2 separate regions of the Mus musculus genome follow, and region 1 is linked to region 2. A link is a loop called in an ENCODE intact Hi-C map of the cell type or tissue named here. Cell type or tissue: left cerebral cortex. All regions are shown on one strand. Links, peaks and the distances in the headings refer to the core of each region. The heading gives the core; the rest is flanking DNA.

Region 1 (12,362 bases), core at 1,791-9,790, 290 kb after region 2:
TAGGGAGGAGCAAGGACATGAGAAATGAGAGGTGCAAGCTGGAAGCATATAGTAGGAAAATGCTCAGAAAGAACTTGTTGCTTCCATTATCATTTCCTTCTGACAATTGAAGCTATTGCCTTGGAATTGTTGAGGAGCTTAACCCAAGGCTAGAAATGAGGAGAGAAAACATCCAGAAGTTGAGTTCCAGGTGGTACTGGAAAGGAGACTCAGGGAAGGGACTGACTCTTACTGTTGAGAAGGTTTCCTAGGAAGCCATCCTTGCATTCACCAACCATGCCCTACTTTGTAAGATGCTGTTAATAGTACCTTAAGTCTGGACACATTTGAAAAGAAACAAGTCAAAGAATAATGAATGAAACTATTTTAATGATGATTATCATTAATATTTATTGAACATATTTAATAAGTATTTTAAAGTGTGTGTGTACATGTCTTCTGTATATTGAAAAAAGACTTTAGAAGTCACATGAGGAGTCAAAGCCCTTGAAGCTACAGTTTCAGATGGATATAAGTTGCCAAGTTGGTGCTAGAACCTAAATCCTGGGGTCTTCTACAAAGCAGTAAATGTTTTTGGTGACTGCGTCATCTTTCTAGGCTTATTTTATGTATTTTTAAATAATTGATTTGCATTATATGATCTAACTTTTGTAACATCTAAATAATATAAGTATTTTTCATTATTTCATTTAATGTATGAAGAATCTGAGGCACTGGGAAGTTGCACAACTTGTTTGGGGATACACAGGTGATATTGTAGGAACAACTTATTTATATTTGACACATGTAAATGGGCAAGAGGGTTCTCTTACATGGCTATGGGAGGAATATCTTTGTCAAAATTCTAAGGCATGAGCTATACAGTTGTATTGTGGGAATGCTAATTTGCATGCAAATAGAATTGTACCAGGAAAAAAAATACATAATTCCAAATTGAGATCGAACTTTTCATAGAACAATTTAAGTCCCAAAACATTATTAAAATATGTGTTGTCCAAGAAGCTTCTAAGCAGTGTGGATAAATGAGTCCGAAAAAATAGACTTTTTGGCAAATGTTCTGTTACAGTTCGGATGCACAGTATCTCCCACAGGCTCATGAGTTTGAACACTTGTTTTCTAGCTGGTGGTGCTGTATGGGGAGTTTATAGAAAGTTTAGGATGTAGGACCTAGCAGGAGGAAGTGAGGTGCTGGGGTACAGAAAGGAGTAAAGGGTTTACAAATATAAAACCTAGTCCCACTGCAGGTCCTATCCCTATTTTCTTAACTATTCTGACATAAGTAAGCTCCCACAACCTCATAGGAATGAGGAGTTCTGGCTGCCGCATTTTTCTAGCCATGTTAAAGAATGTATCCTTTAACACTGTGAGCCAAAACAAGTTATCTTTTCCTTAAGTTATTTTTCCAGGTGTTTTATCACACTGAGGAGAAAAACTAACAAACGTCTGTTCCAACTGGCCTTCATGCTTATTGTAGAGTCATGGTCTCAGTGGTACTGCTGAAACACCTGTTGCTTGAGTTGTGTAAAATGACTGGAAATGACCGAGATGAAGTGAGACAATAAGTTTTCTCTATCTCATATTATTTGAGCTTTGGTGAAAATGGACTCCCTGTTTCATAAGCTTTAGTTTGTATTTTGTTTTTGTATTTTGAAATTCTATTTTCTTTAAATCACTTAGATACTATCAAATGATTTTTTTAATGTTTTATAGTGGATTTTTTCATAGTATTAAAATTTTGTGTCTTTTTTTTAAGGCATCATGGAAAATCAGATAAGTAATTTTAACATTCAGATTACCTGAAAAATTTAAATTCATATAGAAATATAAGAATAATATAAAACTAAAGTGGTTCATGTAAAGTATTTATGGATACATATGATCACAGTGAGTAAATAAAGTATTATTCTTTATTGCCTGACAGAACCAAAAAACACCAGTGACAAATATTTACTAAGCAAGAAACCAAAGAGGAATTGCTTCCTGCTCACTGTGGTACATCATTGGAGCATCATTTCATTGGAAATGGTTGAGACTGATCCTAAAGACTATTAGGGAACTGGAGAGACAACTGGAGTATTATTAATCCTTTACATATAACTCTTGTCTTAGTTGTGTTTTTTATTCCTGGGGAGGAAAAAATATGACCAAAAAGCAAGTTGGGAAGGAAAGGGTTTATTCAGCTTACAATTCCAGATCATACCTCACCATTGCAAGAGTCAGGACAAGAACTCAAGTAGGGCTGGAATCTCGATGTAGGAGCTGATGCAGAGGCCATGGAGGGAGCTGCTTACTGGCTTGCTCAGCCTGCTTTCTTATAAAACCAAGGACTACCAGCACAGGGGTAGCTCTAGCCACTATGGCCTGGGCCCTCCCTCACTGTTCATTAATTGAAAGAATGCCTTACAGTTGGATCTCATGGAGGCATTTTCTCTACCAAGGCTCTTTCCTCATTGAAGACTTCAACTTGTGTCAAGTTGACACATAAAAGCATTCAGTCCAATCCCTTATGAGATAAGGCCCATTAACATTCCCTCTTATGTGTCTCACAGGCCTTAACCCTTCCAAAAATTCTATTTTACAAGTCCCCTTTGCTCACTGAGATTATGTAAGAGATAAACAATTGACTGATGGTGACTTGGGAGACCACTTTTTGATAATGTATCTACCCCTCTATTCCATAAGGCACTGCTCAATGGCAAGGCCTTCCTAAGCTGTGCATGTGGTATACAATGGGAGGGACTCTTCACCAGTATACATGCCCATAAATTGCTCAGGACATAAAGTAATGATGGAACAGCATTTGTGCCACCAGGGCTTCTACAAACAACATTAATAAACCAATTGACTCATTGAGCTAGACTTGGCTAGACTCTTAGCTCTATGGGTGTCTTCATCTGAGACAGTCTCTATAAGAAAAGATACCAGGAAATTTCCAAGTGCACATATTTTGAAAATCTTTCCATTGCCTTCTATCTTTCTGTTTTACCTTATAAATGAGAGCTATGGACTAGCCATTGCCAAATTTACCTACTAATTACCTTAATGATTTGTTACTTGATGGTATTGTTAATTATATTTTGGAACCAACATTAGAAAAGATGCTAATAATATTCACTGTTATATGCTTTTATCCAAGGTTCATTGTGCTTAAAATATTCACAGGAAGTAGTGAAAATTGTCTTCTATATTAATTTCAGATGATTAATGGGAATCTAAGCATGGGACTAATGTAACACTGAGAAAATATACTTAGCTGGGAATATGACTCACTGGTAGTACTTCCTTAGCATGTAGAAGTCCCTAGATTTGATCCTCACCAGTAAAACCTAAACAAACAAACAAACAAACAAAAACAATATAAACTTAGACAGGGGTTGAGAGTGAAGGAAGAATGTAACTTGTCAACTAACCAGTGTTGGTGAAAACATATGGTAATTCCTTAATTTAACTGTTGTGCTTTCTGCAGCACTGAATGAGTTGCTTGCTTCTCACTTCACCATCCCTTGCCAGAGCCTTCCATTCAATCAATGTACACTATCTTATCATCTGTTTAGTGAGAGGTATACTATTTCCATTTAATATCTGTAACCATTATTTGAGAAATCAATGTTTAATCAATCTCTTTATTGCTACCCAGGAAATAGAATCTGAGATGAAGATGAAGACAGATCAGAGACAAAGGGAATGGCAAACCAATGAATGGTCCAAGATGAGACCCATGCCCTGGAAAAGAGCCAACCTCCTGACACTATTAATGATACTCTGGCATGCTTGCAGATAGGAACTTAGCATAACTAAGGGAGGCTTCATCCCGAGAGGCTTAATCCAGCAGCTTATGGAAACAGATGCAGAGACCCAAATCTTAACACTAAGTAGAGCTCAGGGAGTCTTGTGGAAGAGTAGGGATAGGGTTGAGGGAGATGGAGAGGTCAAAGACATCACAAGGGTCAACTACAGAGTCAACTAAGCTGGGCCCATTGTAACTCACAGAGACTGAACAACCAGCAAAAGAGCCTGGACCTAGGCCCCCTAAACATTTGAAGCAAATGTGCAGCTTGGTCTTCATGTGGGTTCCATAGTAATTAGAGCAGGGGCTGTCTCTGAGTTTATTGCCTGCCATTTCATCCCCTCCTTCTAGCTGGACTGCCTTGTTGGGCCTCAGTGGGAGAAGATGTACCTAGTCCTGCTACACCTTGATGGTACCCATAGGGGACCTCTCCTTCTCTGAGGAGCAGAGTGGGTAGTAGGAGGAAGGGAGTTGTGAAAGTGGGACTGGGAGGGGAGGAAGGGACCTGTGATTCCAAGGTAAAGTGAATTGCATTAATTCAATATTTTACTAATGCAAAGTGAATTATATTAATAAAATAAATTAATTAATGATGAAAATCCAGTTATATGTCTTCCTAAATTCAAACCCCACCTAAAAAAAGAATCAGGTTCTGGTTCCTATGAAAAGTTGGTAGAATGCAGCTTCAGCAAGACAATTCAGAGCCATTCCCAAATACACTGGCCCTAGAGTTGCCCTAAAATGGTGGCATCATCATGGTCACGTGCTGACCAGTAGCTAAATGCATACCTCCCTGGGTGTGGGCTGAGAGCTTGGACAGACTAATTCTTGAGTACAGAAGATGTCCAAGTGCTGAAGCACTAGAGTGTTTCATTCCTTAAAAAGTTCTGGGAAACATCTACCCTACCAGATAGAGGCTGTTGCAAGTGAAGCTCAAACTCACAAAGTCTCTGAAAGGCTATAAATGTAAATGAATACATGACTGTAAATGTATGTTAAGTATAAAGGAAGAATAGTAGATATGATGAACAGGTTCACCTGAAGAAGAAAGAAACCCCAAGCTGTTTCTGCCAGTAGGAGAAAAGGTTGGCCAGTCAAGCAAATGTGGAGGGGAGGAAAATTGAAGGATGGATGAAAAGCTCTAAAAGACTTCGGTGCTCCTTGCTGCTTTGAATAAAACCATTGTTCTTGCTCTAGGCTCATTCTCAGTGATGTCATGCCTCCTAAGTATTGGTCATCAGGTTCAGAGAAGACCAAACACAACAATATCCTTGTACTATTTCTGCTTTCTCTGGTAACACAATATCTAGCTTTGACTTGTGACTTGGGTCAATTGGCTGGTTTATACAATAATACCAAGTGAATCTTGTCAGGGTTCTGGCTCTTGAGATGGGAGAAATAAGAGCTGGGAGAACATACCCTTTGGGAAAGCTTTTTAAGCGAGAGGCATTTCTTTAAGTGAGAGCTTGAAGTGCGAACTGTATGAGCCACAGAAAAGTGTGATGTTACCACACTCCTCCATATTTGTGATTGGCAAAGCCTTCTGGAGACTGGCAGCCTTTAGCAGCTCTATTTTTATTAGTGCTTATAGCTCCTGACAAATCTATACTGCCAACTCTCTACAAGCAATTCTGAAATTCACTGGGTACATTTCTGGAAGTTAGAAAGCCTGGAAAACGTTTTAATATGAAACACCAAGAAGTCCTTATATAATCTGCAGAAAATTCATACTATTTATATATCGACACCATGACATTAACTTCCAAAATGAAGGAAAATACATATCTTCCACGAGGATGCATTTTTTTTGCAGGCTGAAAAGGGAATTGTGAATTTGTAAGGCAGTTTTTCTGCTGTAGAGTCAAGCCTTGAAGCAACAGTATCATGACAACACTCTCAACATTTAGTAAGTTCAGTTGGAGTCAGAATTAGAGTGTTTATATGTTAAGAATTTGCAAAATATAAACCAAAAAAAAAAAAAAGCTGTAAGTGAAAACTCATATTCTCATGATACTCCAGTTAATGAGTTTTCATGGGATAAACCCAGAAAGGAAGAAAGAAAGAAAGAAAGGAAGAAAGAAAGAAAGAAAGAAAGAAAGAAAGAAAGAAAAGAAAGAAAGGAAGGAAGGAAGGAAGAAAGAAGGAAAGGAAGAAAGGAAGAAAGAAGGAAATTTAAAAAGAAGAGGAAAGAATGGAAAGGAAAGGGAAGGGAAGGGAAGGGAAGGGAAGGGAAGGGAAGGGAAGGGAAGGGAAGGGAAGGGAAGGGAAGGGAAGGGAAGGGAAGGGAAGGGAAGGGAAGGGAAGGGAAGGAAAGGAAAGGAAAGGGAAGGGAAGGGAAGGGAAGGGAAGGGAAGGGAAGGGAAGGGAAGGGAAGGGAAGGGAAGGAAAGGAAAGGAAAGGAAAGGAAAGGAAAGGAAAGGAAAGGAAAGGAAAGGAAAGGAAAGGGAAGGAAAGGAAAGGAAAGGAAAGGAGCATGAAGAAATGGGTAAAAGTCTTTACCTCGCACTGAGCAAATGTAAAAATTTCACAGTTCTCCTGAGATTAGCACCAGAGTTTTCCTTAGAGGCACAAAAGAATTCTGCCTTGCATTTTAGCACATCCAGCAGCAAGGAGGAAAGTGACAAAATTCTTTAAAAAGCTGAAAAGATCCAGCTTTATTTGCAGTACTTAGCTTAGTTTGGAAAAGGCAAAGGCAGATTTCAAAATAGTCTCCACATTGGACTTTTAATTTTTTTTTGAAAGAGGAGGAAATAATTGGCTTTTTCCAAATGGCTGGAAAATGGTGTCAGGTTAATGTTTATATAGGCTGTGGAAACATTTTCAACATACATCCCCCGTGTCAGTGTTTCTTCGCTTCATGCTTCCTAATGTAAAGTCGATGCTTTTGTTGTGAGTTTAAACACAAGCAGTTTAAGTCCATTATACATGCAGACTAGCGTAGATTAATTTGAACTGATTGAAACTGAAAACTCAAGGCTGTAGATAAAAATACAATTTTATTTGCATCGTTAAAGCGACCCATCTTTTCAAAATGACCTTCCTTCTGGGACTCTGCTATTAGTATGCATCTGGTAATCAGCTTCTCCCAGGAGCTCAGACCATGAATTTCAGGACCACACAGATTCTGTCTATTTCTTTCCATAGACATTCTTTCAGCCATTAGATGCCTCACTATTTCCTACAAACACACAAAGTCCCCCGCTCAACTGGGTGAGAACCTCCTCACAAACATAGCAGAAGGTGACACAGTTCAGTGCTCTAAGTGTTCTCTCAAGTGCCATCAGTGACCTGCTGTTCCTGAGAGTCAGCTGACACCCTTTTTCCAACTCCTTGATCCCTGGCCACTTACAGGGTATTGCTCATCTCTCCCAACATTCAATGCTTTCAACAGTTATAGCCAACATAGCTGTGTGGAAAATGAACCACACAAAACACTGCCTTCTGAGCTCTTTCCCTCAAACCCACTGTCTACCTCCCATGTGCTGTTCCACCAAGCCAGTCCTTATGCTCAGAGCCTGTACTTTCTTTCACTGACCTTGAGAACTTAATGGAATATGAAATTAAAGCAGCTGGGGGCCACACCTCCTGCTTCTGCTTTCCAACTCAGTTTTCCAAGTTTTTGTTGAGTATTTTGGAAACCCCTTGTTCTTGTCTTTTATGTTTTCCAGCCATCGCTGAATTCACTCTCCTCTCCTCCTTGTGCACCGTTATCTACCAGCACCATTACTGTCTGGTTGGGACCACTCAGCTCCTGGCATTAAGGCCCCAAGCTCCACTCCACCTCTCCACCTCTCCCCATTCTTCCCTCTGTCTTGTTCCAGCTGTAAACCCTGGGTTGTTCTGGTCCAGTCAATCTTTTCATTATATCTGTGGATCTTATTTTATTTTGTTAGGGACATTGATGATCTTACCTTTCCCTATAATTGTAGATTTATAAGTTTATTTTCTCCCCTGCATGCGCTCTATCAGACTTATCGAGTTTCTTCTTTTTCAGAAATGTAATATTCCTTGTATCTCATTTTCTTTTTTCTACGTGTTTGATTTTTATCTCTCCTTTTCACAGAAAAAATTTAGTAAAAGACATAATACCTGCCGATTTCATTTCTGACGTCCCAGATTTCTCATAGTACTTGCCACTAGCATCCTTTTTGATAAATATACTGTGTAGTGTTCATAGCTTTGGCGACTGGCAATGTTTTACACAGTTTATCACTGTGTGTTCTTAGACTTTCCAGGGCAACATTCTTACCTGGATTTCTTCATGTGGTTATGGTTGCTCCTTTACAGTATCTTTTTAGGTGCCAAAGATATTACTGGTTTCTTAAATAACAGGCTTAGGTATCATTCTAGTTCTCTTACTGTGTTTAATAATTCCTGTTGCATCAACAAGAAAATAGATATTGATATTTCCCACATGATCAAAATCTTGCCTGGCTTTAAGCCTGTATGTTTGTAAACGTAGTCATTATTTCTTTTGCACATATGCTATTACATTCACATCAGCTTGTGCAAAATTGAATTTAATGTCCAATATGGGAAACCTATGCTTGCCATATATGGAGAGAGCAGTATTACTATCTGTGAGGTCTATGCTCCCATGTTAGTAAATGAAACTCATTGGAAGTCAGAAGGTTGAATAGAATTAAAGTAGTTCTAGACTGATAAAACATTTATTCACTCTGGAGGCAGCCTACTACAAGGACCACTGTGCAGGCAGATGTCAGCAGGCAACCAGACACATGTCAGTACACATGAAATACAAGCAAGTAGTCACAGACACACAGACAGACTGCCATACAGTCTATATGGAGGTTGTCACATATAGGCTCTAACAAAAGTCCTTAACATCAAGACTTTTGGAACCATACAAAAGTAGCACTCTGCCAAAGAGAGTTCCATGACAGATTATTTCACTGTTACTTTGAGATTCCCTGAATATCCAGTCTCAACAATTCCATGCTAATTCATAACCCCAGGATTTCTAGTGTCAGCCATATGTTAGGTGACTTATGCTACTTCTTCACATCAGCATCTTGCTCTATAAGCCTAAACTGACCCTAATAGCCACTGTTTCCAACACCATCAACACAGATAACCATGCCAGAATCTAGGAATCATACAAGAAGACTCAGCACAACCTGACTCTCATTTCAGCATGGATCTTTGCTGTGGATGAGTCACCAAGGGTCACTGATTCTATTTCTTATGTCTCCCAAGACTATCCCTTAGCACAAGTGAATAGACTTTGTCCAGACTATAACTATGGTTATCCCTATATTTAGTCACTCTCAATACTATAGTAAGAATAATCTTTCTAAAACTAGACTATTTGATTGTGCCATTACCATGCTTCAAGCTCTTTAATACATTCTCAAGGCTTCCCTGATAGTATTCTTCTCTTCCATCAGTTCCCAAGCTTTTTGTACAAACCTGTTATTCATCTTTAATTTCCCATAACTCACAAGACTACTTTATTATTTCCTTTACCTAAAGATAGTTGGTGGCTCTAAGGTACAGCTCTTGATTTGTTGTTGTTTGCTCTTCCTTCTTTTCTATGCTGGTTAGTGTTTTTGCCAACTTGTCTGGGAAGAAGGAACTTCACTTGAGAAAACACCTTTATCAGAAGTTCCTATGGGAAAACCCGGAGGGCATTTTCTTGACTAATGATTGATGTGGGAGGACCCAGCTCAATGTGGGTGGAACCATACCTGGGCAAGTAGTACTGGGAAGCCTAAGAAGAGGAGGTAAATGTGAGTTTGGAAACAAGCCAGTTAGAAGTATTCATCCATGCTGTATGTTTCAGGTCCTGTCTCCAAGTTCCTGCCCTGCTACAGTGCCTGATTTGCCTACCTCAATGGTGGGCTGAAATTGGGATATGTAAGGAAAATAAACGTTTTCTTCCTTAAGTTGATTTTCATCATGGTATTTAATAACAGCAAAATAAAACAAACTAGGACAACTTCTTCATCTTACTAACTTCTATTTTGTGACTCAAATAATATTTTCTTTGGCAAGATTTTCCTCACCCATAAGTACCGTCTTCCTATAAGCCTTGGATAAAGTCTTTCCCTTTACTGTAGAGACAACTAAAGCCATTTCTTCCACACACATATGCCATATAGCTAGCCTTCCATATGGATCCATAGGTCTCTCATGCATGAGTCCTGCAAAGTGACCGACAAAATTATTTGGGAAAAATTACATTTCTAAGAACATGTATAGACAATATTCACACTATCATTTCCAAAGTAGTATACAACTGTTTCCATAGTCATAATATGCATGTTGCTGTAAGCCATCTAGATACAGTTGTTGAACATGTCAGAAGGCATACATAGGTTATATGCAAATATGCAATTTTACATTGGAGGCTTGAGAATCTGAGTTTTTTCAGCATTGATAGGGATCTTAGAGCAAATTTTCCAGAGATACTGAATACTAATCATGTCATAATTTCAAATAATTGTTTACCTTCTTTCCACTGTGAACTCCAGTAAGTTTTTGTCTCAATTAGTCAACATTACTTCTTTAGATATGTAGGTTATATAATCAAATTTTGTTTCACAAATATGAAAAAAAATCACTAAATATTCACTGCATTTAAAAAGATATATATGAACTTACTTGCTCAGAAAAATTTAAATAAAATGTGGAGAGAGAACTACTCCTCACCCTTCTCAAAAACATTATTCACAAGGGCATTGCTCTCGTGTCTGACTTTTTACATTAAGGATGGTTCAACGGTGGAGGACATATATTAAGACAAAAAGAGAGTTTAAAATTAGACCATTTGTGGCCCTAATGCCAAAATAGGATGGTTAGATGTTAGTTAGCAGCTGTGTTTCAAGGGACTTTAGACTTATTACATAGTAACTTGAACAGAGAATAATTAATACAAACAAGGTTGTTGGGAAAATAATAAATCAGCAGTGTTCCCTTTCTATCTTCTAATATTGAATTTCTGCCATTTTTCATTACTTTGTAGTATTGCTGACAATCCTCTATAGGATACATTCTGGCTGATCATCCTCTATAGGTCTTGGGATGAATAATTTCATCTACTTTGAGGAATCACAATATTGGCTATTGTGGTCAACTGCATTTGTCTAGTACAGAGAATTTAAGGAGACATTAAAGAACCTGCCCAAATCTATTTGTTTGTAAAAAGTGATCGTATAGAGTCCCTGTCCTATTAACAGATCCTAGTGAATACCAAAGTATTCTGTCTGCTTTTGCTTACAAGAAGTTTTATATTATCCTAATATATAAATCTATTTACATATTACATATATGTTCATTTAACCTTCTTCCAAAAGTACATTATTTACTGTGTTCATTGTCAATGTCATTTGACTAAGAATCATCACAGTAAGACACCTGTGAGCTTGTCTATGAAGATATTTCTAGAAAGGTAAAACTATACTCCATCTTAGTCAGAGGCCTGAGAGAGGGAGGATAGGTTTAACCAAGGAAAGACATTTTCTTGATATCCTGGATGGTTGTTTTTGGCAGGTTCCTCCAAAATCTCTCCTCTCTAAACATTTGCATCAGGAAGAGGAAGGGCTCAGAAGTCTTATGTGGTAACAGGACATGGGCAAAAGGCCATACGAAGAACAAAATCTTGGAAAAAATGAGGGTCCCAAACAACAGTATAGAAAGGAAGTGAACAACAAAGATTTGGACTACAGAGATGCCACAATCTGCATAAAGAGCTCCAAGATCAAGGCTTTTTCTAGTCCCTAACTATATTGTTCGCTTTGCAGTAACATCCACGTTGTTGGCTTTGCAATGACAATTTTTCAGTAGCTCACCCAACTGGACACTGAAACAATCTTTACTTTGATTTTTCTGGGCTCTCATTCTGAACAGAAAGTAGGAATCATGCCATGATCATTTTGTGTATGAATTTCCTTATCCTTCAGGAGACTGGGGCAAGAATTATTCCTTTAGGAATATGAAAATTTTAAAGCAGGGATAGGCTTCCTTAGCACTGAATTTACTCACTCCAAGCCATGAGATACATGCAATTAAGTCCATGGGAGGGATAAGTCAAAGTTTCCTCATGAGATTTTTAATACACTCTCAGATGAGAGTTACTCCTGTCGTTTAGAATGTCTGGTAGTCAAAGATACCATACAAAATGAGTGACTGCTGAAAGGTCCTTTGTTTTATAGAAGATGATCAGTTCCACATAATATATTACAAGCTGTGGATCACACTGAATGTATTAAACACACAGTAAGGTTGCTAGTGATAAAATATGCTCATAACTATTTCACAAAGTATTAACTTCTAATCGGATCAGATTGTTTCATTTTCTTGCTTCTCTGGAGAAAAACTTTAAAATTGATATCTATTACTATTCATAACTCAAAGAGGTAGGATTTAAATTTATATCTCAGGTTTATTGAAATGAATAAATGAAAAAAATACACAATGAAAGTACAGAAAAATCTAAGAAAATTTACCCTAAGGAATATTAACTTTTTTCAAAATTCTTTCCCATCCTATAGATATAAGAAAACAAAAATATTTAGAAATATTGCTTAAACTACTAAGATACTTAGCAAAAATA
Region 2 (12,362 bases), core at 2,240-10,239:
TACACTCTTATCAAATACTTTAGTACTGAAGTGTTTTACTTTCTGAGACAGAAGTTAAAAATATGAATCTTGTGTATATCTGCAGCTAGGTATGACTAGTTTGTTTGTTTTGAGTATTGACTTAGCTATGTGTTTGTGTTCCTTTTCATTTTCCACTTTCATTGTGATAGGGATTGAACCTGTGCCTCATTCATGCCAGACAAATGCTTTATTGCTTTTCTATATCCTCGACACTAGCGCCCCATTTTCTAAAGAACACATACATATTTTTGAATTGGTCTTTCACTTAATCAAAACTGCAAATTGATTGTCAAAGAGTACAACCCACATATCTGTGATACTCTGCTCAGCAGCTGCATTGTAGGAGCAGATGTTCACCAAATGGCTGCGGAGTGGTCCATGGGTCCTTGCTGTGGGCTGCTGCAAGCACACACAAAAGTTCACACTTTCTCTTTTTCTCACTCCCTCATGTCTGCATTTGATTATTCATTTACATACTAGAAACCATGATTAATATCAGGCTTTCTACAAGGGAAATACCCAATCTCCTCTCCAGGGTCTGAGTGTCTGCTCTCAGTGAGATGGGACATAACATGGCTCTGGGTATACTCTAGAGTGACCCTGCACTGACTTGTATATACATATTTTATTGTTTGGAAAGGGATGTGAAAACAGCAAGACTCCAAATATTCATTGAAGGATTGTCTTTGTTTATTGTTTTCTTTCTTTCTCTTTTTTTATACAAGGAAGAGTTTTTTTTGGGGGGGTAGGGGTGAGGGCGGGGTTTAAAGTTCCAGATAACAACAGTTCATGACAACAGAGCAGAGGTATCACCAATTAAATAATAACATTGTCCAACACAAGCAAGAAAGAGGAAGAACAAAATCAAAAAGAAGGCAATGAATCTTTACACTCTTAAACATTACCTCCAATAACATATCTCTTCCAAACAGAGTATACCTCCTAAACATGTCAAAACCTGACACCAATTGAAGGCTAAGATTTCAAATTGTCAGAGCCCTTGGAGGACATGCTCATGCTTATCATCAGAGTAACTAACGCAAAATTACATAGGACAAGGCACATCAAGACCTACGCTTTTGTATTTAAGAAAGAGAATATTGAGCATTAACTTTAAAAATGAGACCAAATAAAATCAAATAATATGTTGAGTAATTCCTTCAAATTTCAATGACTTAATCTGATCTTTCTAAATACAGTGTATTATAAACAAATACGTATACCAAAGTTGTACTTTCCTTGCCTGTTTTGGTGATACTGAATTATTTTCACAAGCACCAAAAAGTATCCTAACGTATGGCCTATTGAGTGTGAAATTGGACACAAAACCGTCACATGATTACAGAGGTCTTGAAAGTCCTTGTTCGTCCAAGTTCTGTCAATCAATTACTGTTCAAAACTGCTACACATTAAAGTCCTTTCAATGCAAATTTAAATACCACTTAACCTATTACAAATTATAACCGTACTTTGTATTATTGGGAATTCAGGAAAATAACTTTAGTTTTCATAGTTATCTTAAAGAGGCTTCTTTCTTTCTTTCTCTTCCTTCCTTCCTTCCTTCCTTCCTTCCTTCCTTCCTTCCTTCCTTCCTTCCTTCCTTCCTCCCCCCCCCTCTCTTTCTTTCTTTTCATTATGGTCATGAGGAAGGGCAAACTAGTGCATGTTGCTAAAATATCTACCTGAAATCTACTGAAAAACCTTCTAAATAATTATTTCGGTTAGTAAACAAAGAAATGGGTTTTGTTGCATCACTTTCTTTGTCCTTTAACTCCCACTGTTCTCCCCATCCTCAGCCGTTGCTGGTCCTTTTCCTTCCCCTAAGACACCCCCAATTCTGCTTTCATGCTCTATATATTCTATGATCCTCTCTTGTTCTCCCTGCTCCTTGCTTTAGCACTATCACTTCCTCACAAAGATCTCTTTGTTTATAGTCTAGACTCCACATATGATAGGAAACCTGATATTTCCCTTTTCATAGTCTAATTCATTTCATTTAATATAATGATCATCATTTCCATCCATTTTCTTATAAATGTCATATCTTTATTCTTCTTTACAGCGACATTAAATTCTACTATGGATTTTCTTTTATTGACTCATACTTTGATGGCCATCTAGGCTAATTCCAATTCCATGCCTTGCATAGTGTGAATAGTATGGTAATAGCTATTTGGATGTGCAAGGATCTTGGTGGTGTGCTAGCTTATTCTTTGGGTCTGTAGAAGTATTATTATTTTTATTAGATATTTTATTTACTTACATTTTAAATGTTATCCCTTTTCCCAGTTTCCCTCTGAAAATCCCCTATCTCCTCCCCCATTCACTTGCTCCCCAACCCTGGGGCATAGAGCCTTCACAGGACCAAGGTCCTCTCCTCCCATTGATGACCGACTAGGCCATCCTCTGCTACATATGCAGCTGGAGCCATGAGTCCCACCATGTGTACTCTTTGGTTGGTGGTTGAGTCCCTGGGAGCTCTTGGGGGTTCTGGTTAGTTCATATTGTTGTTCCTCCTATGGGGCTACAAACCCCTTCAGCTCCTTTGGTCCTTTCTCCTCCACTGGGGACCCTGGGCTCAGTTCAATGGATGACTGTGAGCTTTCATCTATGTATTTGTCAGGCACTGGCAAAGCCTCTCAGGAGACAGCTATATCAGGCTCCTATCAGCAAGCACTTGTTGGCATTCACAATAGTGTCTGGGTTTGGTGATTGTAAATGGGATGGATCCCCAGCTGAGTCAATCTCTGGAAGGTCATTTCTTCAGTCTCTACTCCACACTTTGTCTCTGTAACTCCTTCTATGGGTGTTTTGTTCCCCCCTTCTAAGATGGATTGAATTAGTACTTGCTGACAGGAGCCTGATATAGGTCTCTTCTTATTTGTTCTTTTGGTGATGATAGCTATTCTGACTAGGCTCAGACAGAATCCAAAATCAGTTTGTATTTCCATAATGTTGTTCAATTATTTTCCAAATATTTATTATCCATATCTATTTCTTTTTGGGAGTACTATCTACTTAATTAAATAGCACATACATTGATAATGGACAATTTGCTTTTACCGTGTCTTGCATCTAGAGTTCTTCCTGAAGGCAGTATAGTTGGCAAAGCTTTTCTCTACTCTGTCGGCTGCCTGTTCTCTTTGCTGATCCTTTTATTTGTTTTGCAGAAACTTCACTTTCAGGCAATCTCAACTTTCAGTTATCGAGGTTGTCTCTTTAATACTAACTCTTCAAAGTAAATGTTTCCTTCTTTCATTTTCTTTTCATTTTCTTTTTTTAAACCATCTGTTTTTCCAACTTTTATATCTCTTTCATGGGAAGAAGAAATGCCAAGGGACAAAGCGCTCAAGGACTAAAGTGTTTACATCTCAGATTGACCAAATTTCAGCTTCAATTTTTTTAGCAAAGAAATTGTTTCCAAATTTATTTCCTTTTTTTTTTTTTTTTTTTTTTTGGATTTTTTCGAGACAGGGTTTCTCTGTATATATAGCCCTGGCTGTCCTGGAACTCACTTTGTAGACCAGGCTGGCCTCGAGCTCAGAAATTCTCCTGCCTCTGCCTCCTGAGTGCTGGGATTAAAGGCATGTGCTACCACACCTGGCTTAATTTATTTGCTTTTAAGAAACCAAGTTTAGTGTAAACTTGAGAGTGGGAGGCAGGACACGCATGTGGGCAGAAGTGATGTATTCCCTCTTTGTCATTAATTTTCATCCCTAACATTGACTTTGTGTTAGACTGAGACAAACACTGCTCTCCACACTAAACACCTTTAAATATTGCCCAATGAGCAGACTCTCTCAAAAATGTTATCTACTCAAATAAGAAAAATCTCTAAATCTGCCCCATTTTGGCTAAGCATAATTTTTTTCTTTTCTTCTCTCCCTGCTTAATTCTTGACATAGATACAGACAAAAAAAGAAAAAGACAAAAAAGAAAAAAGAAAGAAAGAATTAATGAATGGGAGGAACACTTTTAAAAGTTATTTTGACTGGAATCATTATTTCCCAGACTTGATGATTAAATGGTGATTAAAGTGTCATAATGCTTAGCTTTGAATTGCAGAATGAAACTCACATATCTCAATGTAATATTCTTCTTTTTAAATATCCTGCCTTCCCATATCAAACCAGAAAACCCACCATGCTATTTCAGATTTAGTAATACAGTCAACATATCACTCTACAACTTCAAAAATATTCACAGAAAACAACATTAATTTCTTCTTTGTTGAGTGGTTGAATCTTTATGGGTACTTTACTTCAACTGTGACACATAGATGTAATTCTCAAATTACTTAGATTATAGGAGGAGTGTGACAATTTTTTTATAATGATTGGCCACATCAGAATCTTATGCTGGTGTATTGTGTATTTATGAAGAATTGTGAACTTTTGGGCAACATCCCATAACCCAGAGGTTACTCTGCAACATCCAATAGTGTTAGAGCTCAGAGCAGGTGAGCACCCTGGACCTGCAGCAAGTAAATAATTCAATAGGAAATGTAACCCTTATGAGGGCTTATTTCTAAGCAATAGTGTCTCTGAGCTGCAAAGCAGTCAGTCATTTTGGTCTTGGGAAATAATTTGTTTTCCCAATGATATGGGTGCTGATCACTGAAGACACATATACTGTTAACATACAGTAGAAGTTCAGCCTTTGACATGGCCCCAAACTTTTCATTGTCTTGGAGCTGGAATACTGTTGGCTTAAGAAGCCTAACCATTGTTTCCAAGTAGAGAATATACAACTTTATCATACACTTTTCTGGCCCTTGGAAATGAAATGTCTAAAATGAGTTCCTTTTTTTGCTGACAATTTTGTTCTGTTTACTGGTAGACTCCTAAAGGAGTCAGGAAGTGTTCCTCCCTGTGCTAAGGAGCTTGGAAAGCCCAGAGGGGATAATGGCACAGTCAAAATAAAAATGTACAAAAATGCTTTACAAAGATAACCCAAAAATAGTCAAGCTGCTGGTTAGCTTGGAGGTCTGGGGCATCTTGCTCTTACTTTTCTCTTACTCTTTTGTAACAACAAGGCAAACAGACTGAGGCATCTCTTGTTTTCTGGAAGGAAAAATATTAGAACCTTGTTAATTATGCTAGAGTGAACATGGCAGCAAAAGGAAAAATATGATTTTAAGTATAATGGTGCATGCTGGAAACACAGATTGGCAAGCATATGGGGTTCTGGCATCTGGACAGAAGCCTTCTCAACCATCTGCTTCTCAGAGGTTATTCTGGCAACTTGCACAGCCATTCCAGTGAATCACAGGTCTGTGCTAAGGCTTTTCAACAAGCAGCTAAAGAGGGCAGAGGTACCTACACAGAGCCTCTGCACACAGGTCCATTTCACATTGTTCTGGAGAGTGAGCTGTCCTGAGATGCAGTATTTCATCAGGATTTCATCACGACGGAGGCAGGCATTTCTTCATGCTAATAGTTCCCTATATTATGCAGCAAGAGATGGTCATTTTCTCCTTAAGAGGTATCCTCCGCTTCTGCTTCTCTGAAATGTGTATAATTGAGTAACTTTGTGTTTTGCTATGTGTCCTTAAGTGCAGACCCAAATGGCAACTCGGCTCTCCTTTTCTTCTCATTCTATCCAGTGCTGTCAGGAATTGTAGACATTTCTTATATGGTTTTCAGGACTCAGAAAGATGCCTCATGGCCTACTTTTAAAGTTAAAACACTTTTCTTACTTTTGATGTATGTTTACAGAATATTCCTGTTTCAGTTTTTTTGTTAAAAAGTCCAAATCTATATCTAAATGTCATATAAATTGATTAAATCTTTCGCTCCATTTCCTTCAGACATTTGTGTTGAAGCCCTACAGCTTAATTCATGTAATGGTTTTGGTTTATGGGGTATGTGAGCTGTGGGTAGTAGTCACAGTTCAATATGGTCTTGAAGGTGATGCTCTCTAGATGGCTCTAGATCTTTATGAGAGTTTGGAAGAGACAAGAGCTCATTCTTGACACTATGTGAAGAAGTTGAAGTGAAGAAGTTGAAGAGGCAGCTATTTCTATGTCACCAAGAGTGTTTTTCTTTCTTTTTTTTTTTAACCAGAACCTAGCCTAAGAAGATTGGCTCCTTGCTCCTGCACTTCCAGCCTCTAGAACTTGAGAAGTAAATGACTGTTGGCTTCAGCCATTTAGTGTATAGGTCTTTGATAGACAACCTGAGCTAAGTTGACGAAGTAGACATGTTTCCTTTTTAGGATATCTATGGAGTTTTTAAAAAAGTATATGCATCCTTTTCATATATAACATATAAAACTTTTTCAGATAATATTACTGTCCACTAGCCAATAAGCAATCAGAAATAGTCAGAATAGATTTGAATATATATTAATAAGTACAGAGCTACACATAAGGTTACTTAGGTCATTCATTTTTGTAACATATTTACCCAGTAAAACATTCTTCAAGACTGAATGGTATTTTTGAAATAGCCTTTGTTACATATTGCTCTTATTAATAATATGGTAATAATCCATTAGGCTTGGAAGCTATTTCCAGGTGCTGATTTTAAGGGAAACTGGACATAACTATCTGCTTGCTTACAGTAGCTGTTCCTCTTGTTTCTTCACACAGTTCCTAGGTGCTTTCATGGTCTAAAACTTCCAGACTGCTGGGGTGACCATGGTCATTTGGACATGAGTGAAATCTTTGGAAGTGTCTGAAAGAAACAGTAGAAAACGTCCAGAAGCTCTTTTTTTGTGTCTCAGTATTTCAGAGGATTTTGAGAGATTTGAATGTATCACCTTCTCTCTCCCCTTTTCTGTGTATTTTGAGATTATGAGTTTGCGGAATTTGATTTTGCTTTCTGTTTGTTTGCTTGCTTAGCTTTAGTCCACATTGTACTCTGCCAGGAATATTCCACCTTCAGATAATCACCCTCCCAGGACTCATGAGAAGCTCTTTATTTGTGTTTTGAAAATTATTCAAGAGCAATTATTTCATCACGGCTCCAAATGCTGTTTGAACATTCCTAACCTCCGCTCACCCCACCAGCTTCATCCAGATGGCTATGGCATCCAATCTTACTGTTGGACACAATTTTCTTTCTTCCTCTTCAGACTCCACAGAATTCCTCTGCACTTGGCACTTTAATTTTGCACAAATTCTGTTGAATAACCCAATGAATTTGTTATACCCCATCTAGCTGATGTACTGTGCTTAGGTAGTTCACTTTAACTTTTACTTAAGTATTTCAGATGGGGATTATCAGAACTTACAGAGCGTTAGTTTTCAGAGTATACAAGAATTCAACACAAAGGATAAAAAAGACCCACTTTTAAAAATGACCAAAGACCTGAAAAGACGGAGGAGGAAGAGGAGAAAGAGGAGGAGGAAGAGGAGAAAGAAGAGAGAATGAGTTTCACATCTGTATCTCCATCTCTATCTCTCTTCCTATCTCTCTATCTCTATCTATCTATCTATCTATCTATCTATCTATCTATCTATCTATCTATCTATCTATCTTACTATCTATCCATCTTACTATCTATCTATCAATCAATCATCTATCTATCTATCTATCTATCTATCTATCTATCTATCTATCTATCCATCTACCTATCTATCTATTTAGCATCCCTAGCAATTAGAGGAAATGCAAATCAAAACAACTTTGAGATTTTATCTCACCCCACTTAGGATGGCAAAGATCAGTTGACCAACCAACAACAAATGCTGGTGGGGATGTGGGAAAAAGGTAACTCTTATTCACTGTTAGTGGGATTGCAAACTGTTACAGCCACAATGGAAATCAGTGTAGAGAATTATCAAAAAAAAAACCCTAAAATAAATCTACCATATTGTTGGGCATTGCCGTATGTACAGACAGTCTGGTCTCCAATTGAGCTGAGGTCTGAACCCCAGAGTGGTGATAATTCACCTACATGGCATGGTAGGCGTTCCCTCATGTCTCCTGGACTCAAGGCTCCTGTCGAAGTTACCACCCCCACACCCCCCACAGAAGATGTGTGACTAGTAGTCATGTAGACAATGTCCCAAGCTTCTGACCTTCAGGCTAAACTCCTCCCAGTTACCTAGCAACAGTAAAGATAACAGCCCACCATAAGAGGTGCTGCTTGGCTCGAGCTTGCTCCCTTGTTCTCCTCTCCTTGTCCTCTCCTCTCCTCTCCTCTCCACATCCTCTCCTCTCACTCTCTCTCCCTCTTGCTCTAGCCTTTCTTCTCTCTTTCCTTTCCCCCTTCTCTCTGCTTGGCCATGGCTGATCTCTCTCTTTTTACCTTCTCTCTTTCTCCCTGCCTTTCTACAATAAAGCTCTAAAACCATAGACTGTCTCTGTACATCAAGGCCTGCTGTGCTTGGATGATGGGATAGGCTTTCTCCTAATGAGTCATTTCTCCCAATGGAAGGCCTTCCTGTGCTCCAGTCAAGGCCCAGACTAAGGACTCTCTCCTGTGTGAGAACCTCTCTTTCTGCCGTCTCTTCTGAAACTCCGGGGCCTAGGGTTACACCCCGGGGGCCCTGGTTTTGGGGGCTGCTCCTTATTCACCCCTGTTGAGTGGGGTTAGTGGCTTAGATGCCCACCTGGGGCTGAGTGGAAAGCATCTGGCAGCCCTCCCATGTCTGCCTTCCCAGAGCATAAGAGGAACTTTGGTGGGATGTGGGCTCCTCCCTTCTCCCTCTTTCCCCAATACCCCCATTAGTTCCCACACCATATGACCCAGCCATATCAGTACTTGACATACATCCAAAGGGATGAGCATTCTACTCTTAGATATTTGTTCAGACATATTCATTGCTGCTCTACTCACAATATCTATGAAATGGAAATAGCTTAAATGTCCTAAAAGTGAAAAATGAACATAGGTGGTGCATAAACAGCATGAAATACTAATTCAGCAGTAAAGAAAGATGAAACCCTGAACTTTGCAGGTAAATGGATAAAACTGAAAAAGATCACAGTGAGTGATCTAGACCCAGAAAGACAAACAGTGCATAATCTCTCTTATTGTTTGTTCCAATTGTTGGTTCAAATATTCAGATGTGAGTACATAGCCTGAGCAACTATAGAAACCAGGAAAATAAAACATTGCCAAGATAGGGGAGTTGAGGAACAATAGAGAGGTTGCAAGTAATCTGATTAGGGAACTGGGAAAGGGGAAGCCACTTAGGGAAGAGGGTGGTTAATGCTGAAGAAGGTGGGAGGAGGGTTAAGAGGAAAAGCAGAATAAAATTGATCTGGTAGAAGTGGAAAAACAGGGACTCCTTATGGATGAAGGAGTCGGTAAATAGAAGAGAAGAAGGTAGGTTGGAAAAATAATGATATAGACTGATTTAAAATCCACAAAGAATTATTCTATTAACTATTAACTTAAAATAAGTAAAACACATATAAATCAGTATATAGATATCCACATATAGTTTTATAGTTTTAATGAACTTTTCTTATCTCAACTAAAGGTACTTCCAAGAGATAAAGACTACCTTACCAAAAAACCTCAATACCAAACATGAGATTCTGTTTTTTGAGTTGTTGGCCTGGACCGTCTAAAAGACTGCCAAAATATACAGCCTATAGCTGATGCCTTAGGATGTCCCTAAGCGACAAAAGGTATCTTTGTATTGGTGAAGATGCCATGCTCTTCAGAAACAGGGCCCAGAAGCCCCTGAACTTGAACTGACTGGAATATCTACTCTTTGAGGACTAAGTCTCAAGGTGACATTCACACAGCCAAAGAAGAGAGAAAACCAAAATTCTCTCTCAGTTATAATGTCTATGAACTACATCAATGACCAATATGACTTAATAGTCCTACAGCTGCAGTAGTGGCACACATACCTTGACAGTAACCAATGATTCTCTAATTGGACTTAAGACCCACTTGAAACAGGGGATGCCATGCCTAACAAATTTAGTTAACTAATCAGTGTTAGTGAAATCAGCTAGAGAATAATCACTAATTTACTAACCTAATATATCTTCCAATAACAGCCAGCAAACATTTGTCCTAATATCCACAGATAACTATAGACTTCACCTCTCATCAAGGAAACGTCTCTTTGCAGCAGATAGAGGCCAATACAGAAAACCATAACTAGTCAAATGCAGAGTTCTGGAGCCTAGTCCCAGTGGAATCATGACAAAACAGCCCCACCCTAAGACTCAGGAAACATTGTAAACAGGGGCAGAATGATTGTACCATTCAGAGGATCAGGTACTTTGAGATGTAGTTGCGCCTCCTAGTTACATTAGAACCTATACCTGTAAGGTCTTCCTAACATAACTGCCCATGAGTTGAACAAGGAAGATACGATGAACATTCCAAACTGCTTGCAAGATAGTCCATGAGGTCTCAACCCTTCACAGAAAACTACAGGCAACTGAGTGAAGGTTGGAGAACACCAACTGTTTCCCAGTGCCAAATGATCAACCCTGAATACATAAATACAATTAACAGTATATGGACTCAATAGGTTATATTTGGCAATATATGTACACATAAGCACAAATATGTGTGCAAGTAATGAGAAAGGGGGCAAACATGAATTTGGGGGAGAGCAGGGAGTGTCTGAAGAGATAAAAATATGATGTATTATGTACTTTAGCTATCCACCATGAATATTTTTCATCTCATTTAATATTGTCTGAAACCCTTTATGAATAATTTTTTTCTTTAAAAAGACATTCTGTCGTAAGAAATATGTGAAATTGTAGAAAAATACAAATGCAGTAGGTTGACCCCTTGGACCACAGGAAAAAACTTATTGCTGGTCAACATTCCTTTTGCTTTCTTTGAAGAGCACCAATGCACACAACCAAGGAATGTCCAAAGTTTCTTGTAATGTCTGTGTGTGAGTTTGGTGGGACACCTAAAGAGTTTGCCTTAGAATTGCTGGAAATTTCTAAAGAAGTAAAGGTCAGTGACAATTAAATTAGAAGAATATTAATTTAAAAATAGAACTTGAAGGGTTGAATTTTTAGTAGACTAGTGACAGCTTATTACAGTTTTCAATGGAGGTGCTGATGGGGCTAGGGACTTGATAATGAGTGCACCCAGAGTCAAGTGCCCCATGAGCAGACTTGGACCTTTCAGTCTGATCCCTAGCCCTTAAAACACAGTGTTACTTACATGCAGGGATGAAATGACTCTTTCCTTGTCCTTTCCATGTGTGCATATATGTATAATTGTGTGCATGCATGGGAATTTCTTTGGGAGAATAAAATCAAGATGAATAGCTATTTTACATAATCTTATAGGGAAATATAAAATGACATTTTGTATTATAGCCTAGGTACAATAAAATGTATTTGGATCCTATTTATTTATTTAATGATAATAGCCTTCCAAAAAGGAAAACAAATTTATTCAAAAAAGTACTCAGAAGTGGTTTCAATTGAAAAAAGCCATGGGAGGCTTTTGGTGTTTCAGTAGAGAGATGGAGGTGACACCTATGATTCTGATGATAGACCATGGTGCTTCCAGAGATAGAGAAGAGCTCAGACTTCAGTTTCCCTGAGATATCTCCTCATTCGTGCAAGTGTATCTGCAGGCTGATGTTAGGGAATTGTTACACAGAAGGGACTTCCTTTTATAGGAGCTAAGGGGTAGCCAGTACCGGGTACAGGGGATCCTTTGTATCTCCTTCCCTGATCATGATTGTAAGTTGCTGCCTGCCATCAAGTACAGGTCAAAGCAATATCAGCGTAAAGACTGACATACAAGTCCTGTCCTGGGATAAGCGAGCCAGATGGAATAGGCACATATTAGTAAGAGTTCTAGGAAAAGCATCCTGATCCAGCACGTAGCAGCACTTTCCTCAACCTAAGCAACGATTTGGGTCCCTGGTTTGATGAAATCTGTATGTCTGGGAGAAGAAAGACAACAGAAGGCAGAAGGTGAACAGGGCAGCCTGGGAGGCAGTGGCAGTGACCCCAGTTGCTGAAGTGATGTTTAAAGGGCCCCGCCTATGGAAATGACCTTTCATTGTGGAAATCTATAGAAAGCCAGTCTCAGAGCCGGAATGTGGTGACACAGAGATAAAGCTTTCACTGCTAATAATTGCTTAGCTTTTAGCTAAAAAGCCAAAAGTGCATCAACATTTCAATGATTACACCCTATTTATTAATATCCTTTCCAAACAGAATGGCTTTTAAGATGTCAGAGTAGCGTACAACTTGTGCTCTCATAATACCTAGCTTTAACCAATTTCAGATACAAGGAATTGAAGTAATGACTCTCATTAAATTCTCATCAATACTGTCCTGACCAGAATTCTGTTGTTTTTGCACAGCCATTAGAGGAAACAAATGTGTTGACCAATGATCTGCCATGAGAGGTGAGTTTGTTTAAAGTAATTAAGTTTC

Evidence for each region. Peaks named below come from ENCODE experiments on the same cell type or tissue, not always from the same donor. Only the 100,000 strongest peaks of a DNase experiment are listed, where the experiment ranks them.
Region 1: it touches region 2 in a loop (7-fold over the local background); 2 of 42 quality-filtered maps call a loop at or near these places.

Annotation. Positions count from the first base shown.
Region 1 is chr9:93,985,375-93,997,736 of GRCm38, reverse strand. All of the region lies in intron 2 of Gm31847 (a long non-coding RNA gene), which reads left to right. Among named protein-coding and RNA genes, the nearest start is that of Gm39401, 11 kb to the right of the region's middle. In left cerebral cortex, for the core only: no CTCF peak of the experiment used is centred there; DNase peaks (open chromatin) are centred at 4,687, 5,306 and 6,415; H3K27ac peaks cover 1,849 bases.
Region 2 is chr9:94,271,925-94,284,286 of GRCm38, reverse strand. No RefSeq gene overlaps it. Among named protein-coding and RNA genes, the nearest start is that of Gm24200, 6.4 kb to the left of the region's middle. In left cerebral cortex, for the core only: no CTCF peak of the experiment used is centred there; a DNase peak (open chromatin) is centred at 5,240; H3K27ac peaks cover 351 bases.